Linked DNA regions of Homo sapiens: region 1 is linked to region 2. A link is a contact called in ENCODE Hi-C or POLR2A ChIA-PET data. All regions are on one chromosome and are shown on one strand. Each heading gives the region's core, a stretch centred on a gene start or an enhancer-like site at or near the end of the contact. The rest is flanking DNA. Distances are from core to core; before and after follow the strand shown.

Region 1 (6,491 bases), core at 652-3,151, 56 kb before region 2:
ACCAGTTGAATGCATGGGTCAGGAGAAATATCTGGTTTTGAGGTATCAATTTGGGAGTCATCAGCAAAGATATGATCATTGAAGCCAGGGGAGCAAATGAGATAAAGAAAAGAGCGGCCTGTAATCCGAGGCTTCTCTTTCCTCAAGTGGATCACTTGAGGTCAGTAGTTGGAGACCTGCCTGGCCAATATGGCAAAACCCCGTCTCTACTAAAAATACAAAAATTATTCGGGCTTGGTGGTGCATGCCTGTAATGCCAGCTACTTGGGAGGCTGAGGCAGAAGAATAGCTTGAACCCGGTAGGCGGAAGTTGCAGTGAGCCTAGATCGCGCCACTGCACTCCAGCCTAGGCGACAGAGCAAGACTCTGTCTCAGAAAGAAAGAAAGAAAAAAAAATCACATGTAGAGAGAGGACAAGAGCGCTCAGGCCAAAGCCCTGAAGAGCACCAGCATAAAGCGTTGGACAAAGAGGAGCCTGGAAAGTAAAAAAAGAATTACTAAGGAAGTAGAAGAAAAACAAGGAAAGTGCAGTGTCATGGAAGTGGTTTAAGGAGGAGGGAGTGGTCAACAGTGCCAAATGCTATCAAGAAACCAAGTAGGATAACCTCTGAAAAGATTCTATGGGGGCTGGGCGCGGTGGCTGACGCCTGTAATCCCAGCACTTTGGGAGACAGAGGCCGGCGAATTACAAGGTTAGAAGTTCGAGACAAGCCTGGCCAGTATGGTGAAACCCCGTCTCTACTAAAAATACAAAAAAATAGCTGGGCGTAGCTACTCGGGAGGCTGAGGCAGAAGAATCGCTTGAACCCAGGAGGCGGAGATTGTAGTGAGCCGAGATCGTGCCGCTGCATTCCAGCCTGGGCGACAGAGTGAGACTCTTGTCTCAAAAAAAAAAAAAAAGAAAAGATTCTATGGGATTTAGTGAGATGTTTCATGGCAGACCCTGATGAGAGAGAGCAGTTTCAAGCAAGTAGTGGAGGCAGATTGGAGTGGGTTGAAAGATAAGTGGGAGGTGGGAAAATGAAGACAGTTGGGTGTAGGCAACTCTTTTGAGAAGTTTGTAGAAGAGAAGAGAAGGAGGTGGTTGGAGAGGCAGAATTCTTGGTAATTGTTTATTTGTTTTTAGATGGAAGAGGTCTATGTTTAGATGCTGTTGGGAAGGAGCAAGGACAAATTCCTAGGCTTCGTAGCAAAAAGTCAAGAGCTTCCTCTACGGTGGCTCTGTTTACTCTCTGCAGCAGGTCAGGTTATTTGCTGAGGGTTACAGGGCAGATGGAGCACTTGGGGTTTGAGGGGAAAGGAGAAGGTTTGAAATGGTCACTGTGGAGAACAGAGGGAGAGCTGACTAGTAGGGTTGTGGGTCAAAACTGAGGGCCTGGTAGAAGCTGGGAACCATGGGTTTATAGTGGCACAAATCTGTGAAGTTGAATAGTTTTCCCCAGCAATGTTTAGCTGCCTGGGCGCAGGCATGGAAAAGGCGGACAGTTGGACCGATTCAAGACTGGGATGTTGCCAGGCGGATGCGACAAATCAGGGAACTGAGGGTATTTAAGAAAGTGACTAAGTAAGGGACCAAGATATCTGGTCTGAGCAAAGTGAAGGAGAATCAGAGACAGGTCCTCTATGAGCCAAGCCCTAGGAACACTCAGGAACATGAAGAAAGGGTTTTGGAAAAGAGAGTGAACGGCAAGCAGAGGGGGGAAGACCTGAGATGGGATGGAAGGGCAGATATGGGGGGAGGGGGTTGAGCCCGGAGACTTGCCTGTGGGGAAAGCAGGCTGAGGGGGAATTTTTTAAGGGGCAGGAGGGCCTTGAGAGCGGTAGCAGCGAGAAGTGAGGCGGCCCCGAGCGAGGGGGCGTGGTCAGGCGCAAATCCCGGGCGAGGGGGCGGGGCCCCGGTAACTGGGTCCCAGTGCCGCTGTGGCTGCGGCTGCCTCTGCGAGGCTCCCGCCTCCCCACCCCCCTTCCCAGGGCTCCTTCCCGCCCGCCGCCGCCGAGACCCAGGCTGAAGCTGGGGAGGACGGTGGAGCCCGGCCCAGGCCGTTCTCCTGCCCCCGCGGCTGGAGCATCGTCTGGGACTACTGGCTGAAGGCGAGCCCCGCAGCCCAAGCGCAGCGCACACGCGCGCCCCCGGCCACCGCCGTTCTCTCTTCCCTCCCCTCCTCTCCCCTCCCCTCTCCTCCGCCCCCGGCCTCGGCTGCGGCGGGAGGAAGAACGCTTCCCAACCAGCCAGGAGAGCCCAGATCTATTCCCATTCGGGGAGAAAGAAGAGACCCCGCACTTGGATCCGACCGACTTCTCGCCCCGGGGCCACGGAAGTGGCTCGCCGTCCACCGGAGAGTCCCCGCCGAGCGTAGCCCTCCAACCCTCGCCCAACCGCAGCCGCATAGACAGCGCTCCCCAGCGGGCCCCCGGCCCCGCCGAGCCCACTCCCCGCGCGGGGCCGGGGCCGGGGCCGGCGATGCCTGGCACGGCAGCGGCGGTGGCCGCGGCTGCTGCTGCTGCTACTGCCACCGCTGCCACGGCTGCTGGCCCGGGCCCGGGCTGGGGGCTTGAGTCTCTGCAGTGGGGCTGAGCCCGCAGTCCCGCCCCCCGATCCTGAGGCCGCTGCTCCGCCGGGCGCCGGGCCTCCTCCGCCCGCGCCTCCGCCCCAGGAGCTGGAGCCAAGCGGGGAGCTCGGGCCCCGCGCCCAGGCCCGGACCATGCATGGCCACCGAGCCCCGGGGGGCGCCGGGCCTTCGGAGCCCGAACACCCGGCCACGAACCCGCCGGGCGCCGCTCCGCCGGCCTGTGCCGACTCGGACCCTGGAGCCTCGGAACCCGGACTGCTGGCGCGCAGGGGCTCAGGTTCGGCTCTTGGCGGCCCACTGGATCCCCAGTTTGTCGGACCCTCGGACACCAGCCTGGGCGCTGCTCCAGGCCACCGGGTCTTGCCCTGCGGTCCCAGTCCACAGCACCACCGGGCCCTGCGCTTCTCTTACCACCTGGAGGGCTCGCAGCCTCGGCCTGGTGAGTGAGCGACTGAGAGAGCATGGGAGCCCGGGCCACGGGCCTGGTACTGGGAGCGGGTTCTTGTTCTCGAGCCCTCTAAGCCCCACCTCGGAACAGGCTCGCTTACCTCGGCCCTTTGGGTTCCCTCAAACCCCTCCTCCTCCCCACGTCCCTTGGCCTTATGTCCAGTCCTTTCAACCTCTGTCCCCATCTCCTCTCTCTGTCCCTTGTGCCCCTCAACCTCTCCAACCCCCTTCTCCTCTGTCTGCTGAGGCTAATGGGAGAGGGAGCACTCGCGAGAAAAAGAGGGAGGATTGCAAGGCAGCAATCCTTGGATATTTGGTTGGGGAAACCAGGGTTTCGTTTGGAGAACAGAAGAAAAAAAGGAGCCTTACATTTGCCAAGCGCCTACATTGTACCAGGCACTGGACTGGGTGCTTTACATGGATTTTCATTTCAGCTTCAGGAACCCTCATGAAGTAGATACCATTAGTCCCATTTTGTAGGGAAGGAAACTGAAGCTCAGAGAAGTTAAGCAACTTGCCCAAGGTCACACAGCTAGTATGGAGCCACGATTCAAACCAGATCTGTTTGTGTCCAAAGTCTGTGGTCTTTCTGCTTCCCCAAACTGAGGCTGGAGACCATGAAAGTAATGCCAAGCCTTCTGCTTATGTGATTTTCTCCTGTACTATTCAGCAGCCCTGGAGTATGAGCGGAAAAAAAAAAAAAAAAAAAAAAAAAGAAAGACGGTGGATTGATCCAAGGTTGAGATTTTGCCAGGTGTGTGTGGCGGGAGAACAAGGGAAGGAAGGAGTAGAAGGTGCTGAGAGAGAAAGGTGGAAGAGGTGGGCCTTGGGAGTCAGGCTAGAGGAGAAGGCTGGAGGGGCTGATAGGTAGGGAGACAGCAGAAAAGCCAACAGAGGCAGAAGCCAGTTGTAGCAGGAGCTGGAGAGCTGCAGGTCCACGAGGTTGGTTGTGATGTGAAATCAGGATGGTTTCTTGGATTTGAAAAGGTGGAGCAGCTTTAAGTCAGGCTGAGGCCACAGACCACTGCCTTTGTGCTACACAGACCTGAGTGTCTGAGGAGCACAGCAGGACCTTCCCCATCTGGGGACATTCTCATACGGGCCTGAGCCCAGGAGCCACAGAAGAAGAGCAGCGCACATCTGCCCTGCCTTCCACTGGGACTGAAGGAGTTGTTAAGCCCTTGGGGGCTCCCGGGTTCACACCTCAGGCTCCACAGATCTCTGGGACCGTGGCCTTGCACCAGGTAGCAGTAGTGAAGTATAAAGCATGGGTAGGATGTGCCTTTTGGTGCCTTCATGACCTTGGGCTAGTCATGGAACCTCTGGGAGATTTCAGGGGGCTCCCTCAGTGTGGGCTGAAGATAACCAGCTGGCAACAGGCCCTTAACACCTTGGCCTGCATGTTACTTCTGCTGGCTTTCCAAACTCCCCTTGACACTGTGTAAAGCCAGTGCCTTTTTGCAGCTGCCAAAACAGGCCACAAGCACTCCCACCCCAGGACTTTTGCATTGGCTTTTCCTTCTGGCTGGAAGCTCTTCCCCTAGCCCTCCACCTGGCTTGCTCCTCGTCTTGCATGTCTCAGGTCAAATGTCACCTCTTCCAAGAGACTGTCCCTAACCACTTTAGGTAGGGCCACTTGTGAGTCTCCATCAGAGACTGTGAGTGTGCTTCCATCTTTGCACTTAGTACAATCTGAAATTATCTTATTGTATGTGTCTACTCGTTTATTGCCTATCTTCCTCTACTAGAATGTGAGCTCCATGGGGGCAAGGCGATTATATCTCTTTTGCTCACTGTTGTATCCCCAGCAACTAGCGCAGTGCCTAACACGCAGTAGGTGTTCAAGAAATCCTCATTAAATAAATGCCTAAACAGATACTAAAGAAGCACATAGTAGGCCCTCAGTAACTATTGCCTAAAAGAAGGACACCAAATTCCTGCCCTCTGGATACTCTTGATCTGAAAGTCAGTAGCTGGGCAATGTCTAGACCCCCAGTCTCTGGCCTCTGTAATCAATACAAGGTGATGATTCTGAGTATGCCTTCCCAATCCACCAATTCATTCAAATTACAAATCATAATACCCTTCCTAAACCACTCTCCTCCTCCCCAAAAAGGCAACACAGAGTTCCCAGGATCCTTTTCCCCAACGAAGTCCTTGCCTCTGTAATTGCATAGTGGGTGTCTTTTTTTTTTTTTTTTTTGATTCAAGATGGGGATTAGGAATAAGACAAGTGTCAGGGAAGGACCTGGCCTCCTATTCTAACTAATTCACTTTGTGACCCTGGGTGAGTGACTTTTCTTCTCTGAACCTCAGTTTCTTCATCTAGAGAATGCAATGAGGAGTCTATGAATTAATGGTTGTAAAGCCTGCAGCATGGTATAAATCCTCAGCAACCAGGAGTTTAAAAAAATAAAATTAAGTTAAAAAATAAGAGAAAAACCTTCTGAAGAAGAGGCGGAGGAATTACTCAGGCCCTGACTAGGCGGGCGCCGGGCCATGTGATTCACTGCAGCATGGGTTGTGAGAGGCCACCTCCCCCACTGCCCAGCCGGCCCAGGGGTAGGCACAAGTGACTTGGCTTCTCTCTCCATGGGACTCGCCTATAATTGGCCCTAAGAGGGCAGGGTTAGTGGTTGTAGGGTGTGTGTGTAAGAGAGAGACAGAGAGGGTTTCCTGAGCTTCAATTAAAGGGCTGAAACATGCTGGTCCACATGTTAAGATTTCTGTGTGCCTGCTGACTTCCTCCCTAACACTGCTGAGACCTTTATTGAATCACCATCTTTAGGGCTCAGTGGCTCATCCTGGGGGTGGGGGGAGGCTTTTAAAAATAATAATTGTATCTTAGCCATGTGAACAGCCTTGAATTGCTTCAAAGTGCTTTCTCTTTTAGTGATCCTGTCTGCTTCCTGGTGGGGAAAGGTACAGTTGTTATTATGCCCATTTTCCAGGTTGATTAAACCGAAGTCCTTGTTGGATCACTGGGAAAACCCAGTGAAATGCCAGAGAGGGGTTTGAGAGAGTCAGAAAGCGGTTTGCTTGCAGGGGTTTGCAGAGATGGTTGCTCTATTCCTCAGGGTTGAGGCCTAGAATGTCCTTTCAGATGCAGGGATTGTGGGGATATTGGTGTCTGACCCTAGCTAAGTCAAAGGAGTTGCACCTGATGTTAGAGCCGTTTTGTGGGTAATGGGGGAAACTGAGCCAGTTGAGGGGGGCAAGGGGAGGGGCTGACTCTTTCTCATTTGGATCCTGAGGCATCTTCAGAGTCTCCAAGAGTAAGAATTGGAGCTAGAAAAGACTCTAGATACTGCCTCGTTCTGAGTTTCCCTAACTGAGTGAGCATCAGAATCTCTTGTTGACCTTAAAAAAAAATGTGATTCCACACTCCACCTCAGAGTGCCAGAATCTTGGGGTTGACAACCAAGGAACCTATTTTCAAAAGCTCCTTAGGTGATTGTGATGCACAGCCTAGAG
Region 2 (6,249 bases), core at 1,339-3,838:
TTCTGAGCCTCAGTTTTCTCATCTGTAAAGTGGGGCTAATGGTGGCCTCCTCAAAGGTCTGTTATGAGGAACCATCCAACACAATGCCTAGCACAGTGAAGATCCATGATCCATGTTAATTTCTATCATGCAAAAGCTGAAGTTTTTGAAGTGAAGAGAACCTTCACAACTGTGGTTCCACTGATAAAAGAAGCCACAGACCAATGGGATAGTTAAGAAGAAATGGACATAGTAATTCCAATGATGAAATCATCATAGCCTTGACACTGACATCCTACTGTGTGACTCTGACTGAGCCACCTTCCTCTCTGGGCTTCAGTTACCTATGGGCCTATGCTCTACTTTTTCTGAATTAGACAGTAACTCAAGAAAGTCTCCCACAAAGCTCCTAGCCCTCTCCCCTCTATGTGCTTTCTCTGGGAGAGCTCATCCACACTCTTGGCTTTCCCTACCACTCAAACTTAATATCCCCCGAATTTATCTCCAACTGAGACTACTCTGTGCCTGGACGTTTCACAGATGCCGCAGATCTTCCATATCTAAAGCCAGACTCATCACCTTACTCTTTAAACCTGCTTCGCATCCTCCAGGGTTCCTCTACTCCGAGAAAAGACACCTAATCCACCCATCAACTCAAACCAGGAACTTGCCTCTTTTTCCCTCCCTGTCTACAGCCAACCAATCTCCAAGGCCCTATTCCACCCCTTCTTTTCCATGCCTGTTGCCACTGTCCTACTTCAGGCCTCATCAGTTTCTAGACAAAAACAGCGTTCTCATCAGTCTTTCCCTCTCCAGGTTATGCTTCATACTGATTATTTCCTGAACTTTCTAGCCAGCAAATCCCATCCTATTTCTCACCCTAGAACCTGCCCACGAATTTTTACCAGCCACTGCAGTGTTTCACAGTTTGCCTTTGAGAAATATCTGTTCTGCTGGGTCTTAAGGGACACTATCCATAGAAAGCTAATGAGAAACAAAAGCAAACAGGTTTTTTAGTGGTTCTTATTCTTACCCAAGCCTTTAATATGTTCATGAGTGTTAAGACTTTTCAGTGGGAGCAGAACAAGAGTTTTTCTTACATAAGGTAACTGGAGAAGCTTCTTCACTGAACATCTAACAGAACTAGTTAGCATGAATTTTGGCAAACACTGGCCTAAATGATAAAATCAAAGGCACATAAGGGCTTCCATGTCTTATGCTTTTCAAGGGGGCTTCCCACACCCCAGCTTCATTCTCTACCACTCCTCCACCCCCCACGCACACACGCCCATACTCCAATACTGAGCTCCCTGCTACTTTCCAAATATAACACATTATACCCTCATGCCACAGAACTTGAGTGTTGCTCTCTCTGCTTCCCCCACCTAGTTAACTCCTTCTCACTAAGACCCAGCCCAATTCACCACCTCCACTAAGAAGCTGTCTCCCCATCCTGTTACCCCATGCACCCTGAGCTCCTCTTTATCAGAAAATCTATCAATGTTGTAACTATTTACGTGTGTGGATCCTCAATGGATAGTATACTTTCTTGAGAGAGATGACTCTGCCTAATGTCATCTCCAAAGCTAGAAATTGAATGAAGATTTTTTTAAAAACCATACTATGCAACAGGCCCTCTACTGGGCCTCTTGTTCTTGTATATCCCTCAAGACGAGCCTACAGTGTAGATCTTTGCTGTCCAAACAGCCACAGGTGGTTACTGAGCACTTGAAATATGGCTAGGCCAAATCGAAATGTGCTAAAACTGTAAAATACCAGATTTTGAAAACTTAATACTAAAAAATGTAAAATATCTCAATGTTTTATACTGACTACATGTTGAAATATTTCATACACACCGAGTTTACTAACATTGATTTCATCTGCTTTTTGCTTTATTAAAGTGGCTACTAAAAAATTTTAAATTATATGTGACTAGCATAATATTTCTACTGTACAGCGCTCTGGTGGATACTTTTATACGCATTTTAGAAACTAGGAAACTGAGTCTCAGGGAGGTAAACTGCCTTGTCCAGAGTAATCCCACGAGTCAGTGGTACAGCCCGTAAAGCACTGGAATCCAGGATTCTGATTCTAAAAGCTGAATTCATTCCACCTCACCTTTAGGTACCAATCCACAACTGCTCGAGAGGAAATGCAGGCTCTGCGGGATGGGGCTCCTCCTCTCCACACCCCCACACAGGCGGGTCGCGGCGCCTCACATTCACTCACCATTGCGCATGAAGTAATCCTCCACTGCACCCCCCAGCCACTTGGCCTTCTCCTGGCTGTGCACACCCCCGAAGCCATTCTCCACAGCGATCTGTAAACACAGGTCCAAGCCCACCAAGTCAGCTTGGGAGCAGACCTGGAGTAGCCTGGAGGCCGCTTACGCCGCCCAGCCAACTCCTCTTATGCCGCCTAGCCAAGCCTCAGGCACCTAGCCCAACCAACTCCTGTTCTGCCCCGGGCCCTAACCTTGACCTTGCCCTGGCCCTGGCCCCACTGACCTGCAAGGCCGGCCAGGCCTCCAGGGCCGCGCAGACCCCAGCCCGGAAAAGAGCTCGCGCATCTTCTGCAGCGCCCGCCATTATCCGGCCCCAGTCCACGTGACGTCCCGGCGGCCCAATCCCTCTGTAGCTCGGCCCAGGCAGAACGAGACGCAAGCCGAGCCTGAGAACACAGGATTCTCTTTTCCGCAGACCTGGCAGCAAGACTAGAGCAAAAGAAAAATCTGTCAGAGCGATCGATGACACCACCAGAGTTACTCACTTAAATCAAAGGACACCAGACCTGAAGGACGTGTGGGGCCATGGTTTCCGGATCCGTGGGTACTGCGGAGGAAATATGTGGGGAACTTATTACAGATACAGATTCCAGGCCCTGGGGCAGAGGACTCAGTGAGTATAGCCTTAAAAATCTGCATTTAAAAAAAGCATCCTAACATCTGTATAGAATACTGCAACCAACAACAGTAAAATACAATCAGCTCTCCCTATGGGGGGCAGTCCACGTCCGTGAATTCAACTAACCTCAGATGGAAAATATTCAGGAAAAAATTGCATCTGCATTGAACATGTGTATACTTTTTTTCTTGACATTATTCTCCTAAACAGTACAGTATAACAGCTATATACATAGCATTTACACTTTATTAGGCATTATAAGTAACCTGGAAATTATTTATTTATCTATTTTTTTGAGACCGAGTGTCACTCTGTGGCCCAGGCTGGAGTGCAGTGGCGCCATCTCGGCTGACTGCAACCTCCGTCTCCTGGTTTCAAGCAATTCTCGTGCCTCAGCCTCCCGAGTACCTGAGATTACAGGTGCCCACCACCACTCCCAGCTAATTTTTGTGTTTTTAGTAGAGACAGGGTTTCGCCATGTTGCCCAGGCTGGTCTCGAACTCCTGGGTTTAATCCACTTGCCTCAGCCTCCCAAATTGCTGGGATTATAGGCGTGAGTCACATCTGGAAATGATTTAAAGTATACAGTAGAATATTCATAGGTTATACGCAAATACTATGCCATTTTATATCAGGGACTTGAGCATCTATGAATTTTGGTATCCTCCGGAGGTCGTGGAACCAGTCTCCCACGGATACCCAGGGATAACTGTACATGTTTTTCTGAAGTACACAAGAACATTCTCCAGAACAGATCATACACTAGGCCATACAGTAGGCCTCCATAGATTTAACAGGATTGAACATACAAAGTATGTTGTCTGACCACAATGGAAAGAAGTTAAAAATCAGTAAAAAGAAACTTACAAAATTCACAAATATATGGAAATTAACACACTCCTAAGCAATAAATGGGTCAAAGAAAAAAATCACAAAGCAAATTAGAAAACACTTTTAAATGAATGAAAACAAAAACATAAAAAAATGCATGAGATGCAGCTAAAGCAAAACTTAGAGGGAAATCTTTAGCTGTAAACATGCATATCTAAAAAGAAGAGCCGGACATGGTGGCTCATGCCTGTAATCATAGCACTTTGGGAGGTTGATGCGGGAGGATGGCTTGAGCTCAGGAGTTCAAGACCAGCCTGGGCAACATAGTGAGACCCCATCTCTAAAAACAATTTTAAAAATTAGGCCAGGTGTGGTGGCTCACGCTTGTAATCACAGCACTTTGGGAGGCCAAGGCAGGCAGATCACTTGAGGTCAGGAGTTCGAGACCAGCCTGGCCAAGATGGTGAAACCCCGTCTCTACTAAAAATACAAAAATTAGCCAGGTCTGGTGGCAAGCACCTGTAATCCCAGCTACTTGGGAGGCTGAGGCAGGAGAATGGCTTGAACCCGGGAGGCGGAGGTTACAGTGAGCCGAGATGGTGCCATTGCACTCCAGCCTGGGAAACAGAGTGAGACTCTGTCTCAAACTAAATAAATAAATAAATTTGAAAACTAGGCCAGGCATGGTGGCTCACACCTATAATTCCCGCACTTTGGGTGGGCAGATCACCTGAGGTCAGGAGTTTGAGACCAGCATGGTCAATATGAACAAACCCTGTCTCTACTAAAAATGCAAAAGTTAGCCAGGCATGGTGACACACACCTGTAATCCCAGCTACTTGGGAGGCTGAAGCACGAGAATCGCTTGAACCCGGTAGGCAGAGGTTGCAGTGAGCTGAGATCACTCCACTGCACTCCAGCCTGGGCGACACAGTGAGACTCTGTCTCAAACAAACAAACGAACAAACAAAATTAGATGGGCATAGTGGCATATGCGTGTAGTACCAGCCACTCAGGAGGCTGAGGTGGGAGGATTGCTTGAGCCTGGGAGCTCAAGGCTGCAGTGAGCCGTGATTGTGCCACTGCACTCCAGCATGGGGGACAGAGCAAGACCCTGTCTCAAAAAAATAAAAAATGAAAGAATGATATCAAATTAATAACCTACACTTCCACTTCACAAAACCAGAAAAAGAAGAGCAAAGTAATCCCAAGGCAAGCATAAGAAAGGAAATAATAAATAATAGAACAGAAATAAATGAAATAGAGAATTGAAAAACAATAGAGAAAAGAAAAAACAGTGAAGCCAAAAGTCAGTTGTTGTTTTTTGTTTGTTTGTTTGTTTGTTTTGAGATGGAGTCTGGTGCTGTCACCCAGGCTGAAGTGCAGTGGTGCAATCTCAGCTCACTACAACCTCTGCCTCCCAGGTTCAAAGGAGTCTCCTGCCTCAGCCTCCAGAGTAGCTGGGATTACAGGCATATGCCACCATGCCCCGTTAATTTTTGTATTTTTAGTAGAGACAGGGTTTCACCATGTTGGCCAGGCTGGTCTTGAACTCCTGACCTCAAGTGAGCTGCCCACCTCAGCCTTCCCAAGTGTTTGGATTACAGGCGTGAGCCACCGGACCTGGGCGGTTATTTTTTTTTCAGAGATGAAGTCTTTTTTTGTTGCCCAGGCTGGAATGCAGTGGCACAAACATTGCTCACTGCAGCCTCAAACTCCTGGGCTCAAAGGATCCTCCTGCCTCTGCCTCCTGATTAGCTGGGACTACAGGAATAGGCCACCATGCCTGGCTAGTGTGTGTGTGTGTGTGTGTGTGTGGTTGTGTGTGTGTGTGTGTGTGTGTGTGTGTGTGTGTGTGTGTGTGTTGGGAGGGGGTGTCTCACTTTGTTGCCCAGGCTGGTCTTGAACTCCTGGTTTCAAGCGATCCACCTGCCTCGCCTCTCAAAATGCTGGGATTACAGGTGTGAGCAAATGCAACTGGCCAAGTCAGTTATTTGAAAAGATCAACAAAATTTACAAACCCTTAGCTAGACTGAGGAAGAAATAAAAGAAAGAAGACTCAAATTACTGAAATCAGGAACGAAAGAGGACGTATAATTACCGACCAGTCAAAAAAGACCACATATTGTATGATACCATTTATATGAAATATACAGAATAGGTAAATCTATAGAGACAGAAAATACATGAATGGTTGCCCAGGGCTTGGATGGGGAAAGAATAGAGTGTGACTTCTAAATGGCTTCAGGGCTACTTTTGGGGGTGTCGAAAATGTTCTAAAAATTAGACGAGGTAATGGTTGCTGTTATGAGCTAAATTGTATCCACCACCCCCCAAATTCATATGTAGAAACCCTAACCCCCAGTACCTCAGAATGTGACTGTATTGGGAGATAGAGCCTTTAAAAAGGTAATTAAGATAAAATGAGGTTGCATGGGTGGGCCCTAATCCGTTATGACTGATGTCCTTATAAAGAAGGGGAGATTAGAACTCGGTGCAATGGCTCAGATCACTTGAGGCCAGGAGTTCGAGA

The links. Hi-C counts contacts between places; a loop is a spot of excess contacts on that map. ChIA-PET counts read pairs that join two places held with the same protein, here RNA polymerase II (POLR2A). Pooled maps may share reads with other maps.
Region 1: a map of ascending aorta shows a loop between it and region 2 (8-fold over the local background). The contact joins the promoter of FGD1 here to the promoter of TSR2 in region 2. A Hi-C loop is called at or near these places in 6 of 168 maps with a recorded cell type or tissue (HepG2, ascending aorta, endothelial cell of umbilical vein and 2 more) and 16 of 50 pooled maps. POLR2A ChIA-PET finds 5 or more read pairs at or near these places in 8 of 52 experiments (BJ, GM10248, HEK293 and 5 more).

Annotation. Positions count from the first base shown.
Region 1 is chrX:54,491,644-54,498,134 of GRCh38, reverse strand. FGD1 (FYVE, RhoGEF and PH domain containing 1) reads left to right here and starts at 1,901. Exons shown (of 18, transcript NM_004463.3): 1 at 1,901-3,009. The coding sequence starts at 2,703. RefSeq lists a silencer at 1,789-1,838.
Region 2 is chrX:54,436,743-54,442,991 of GRCh38, reverse strand. It overlaps TSR2 (TSR2 ribosome maturation factor), which reads right to left and starts at 2,588. Exons shown (of 5, transcript NM_058163.3): 1 at 2,490-2,588; 2 at 2,212-2,302. The coding sequence starts at 2,570. RefSeq lists an enhancer at 2,821-2,870.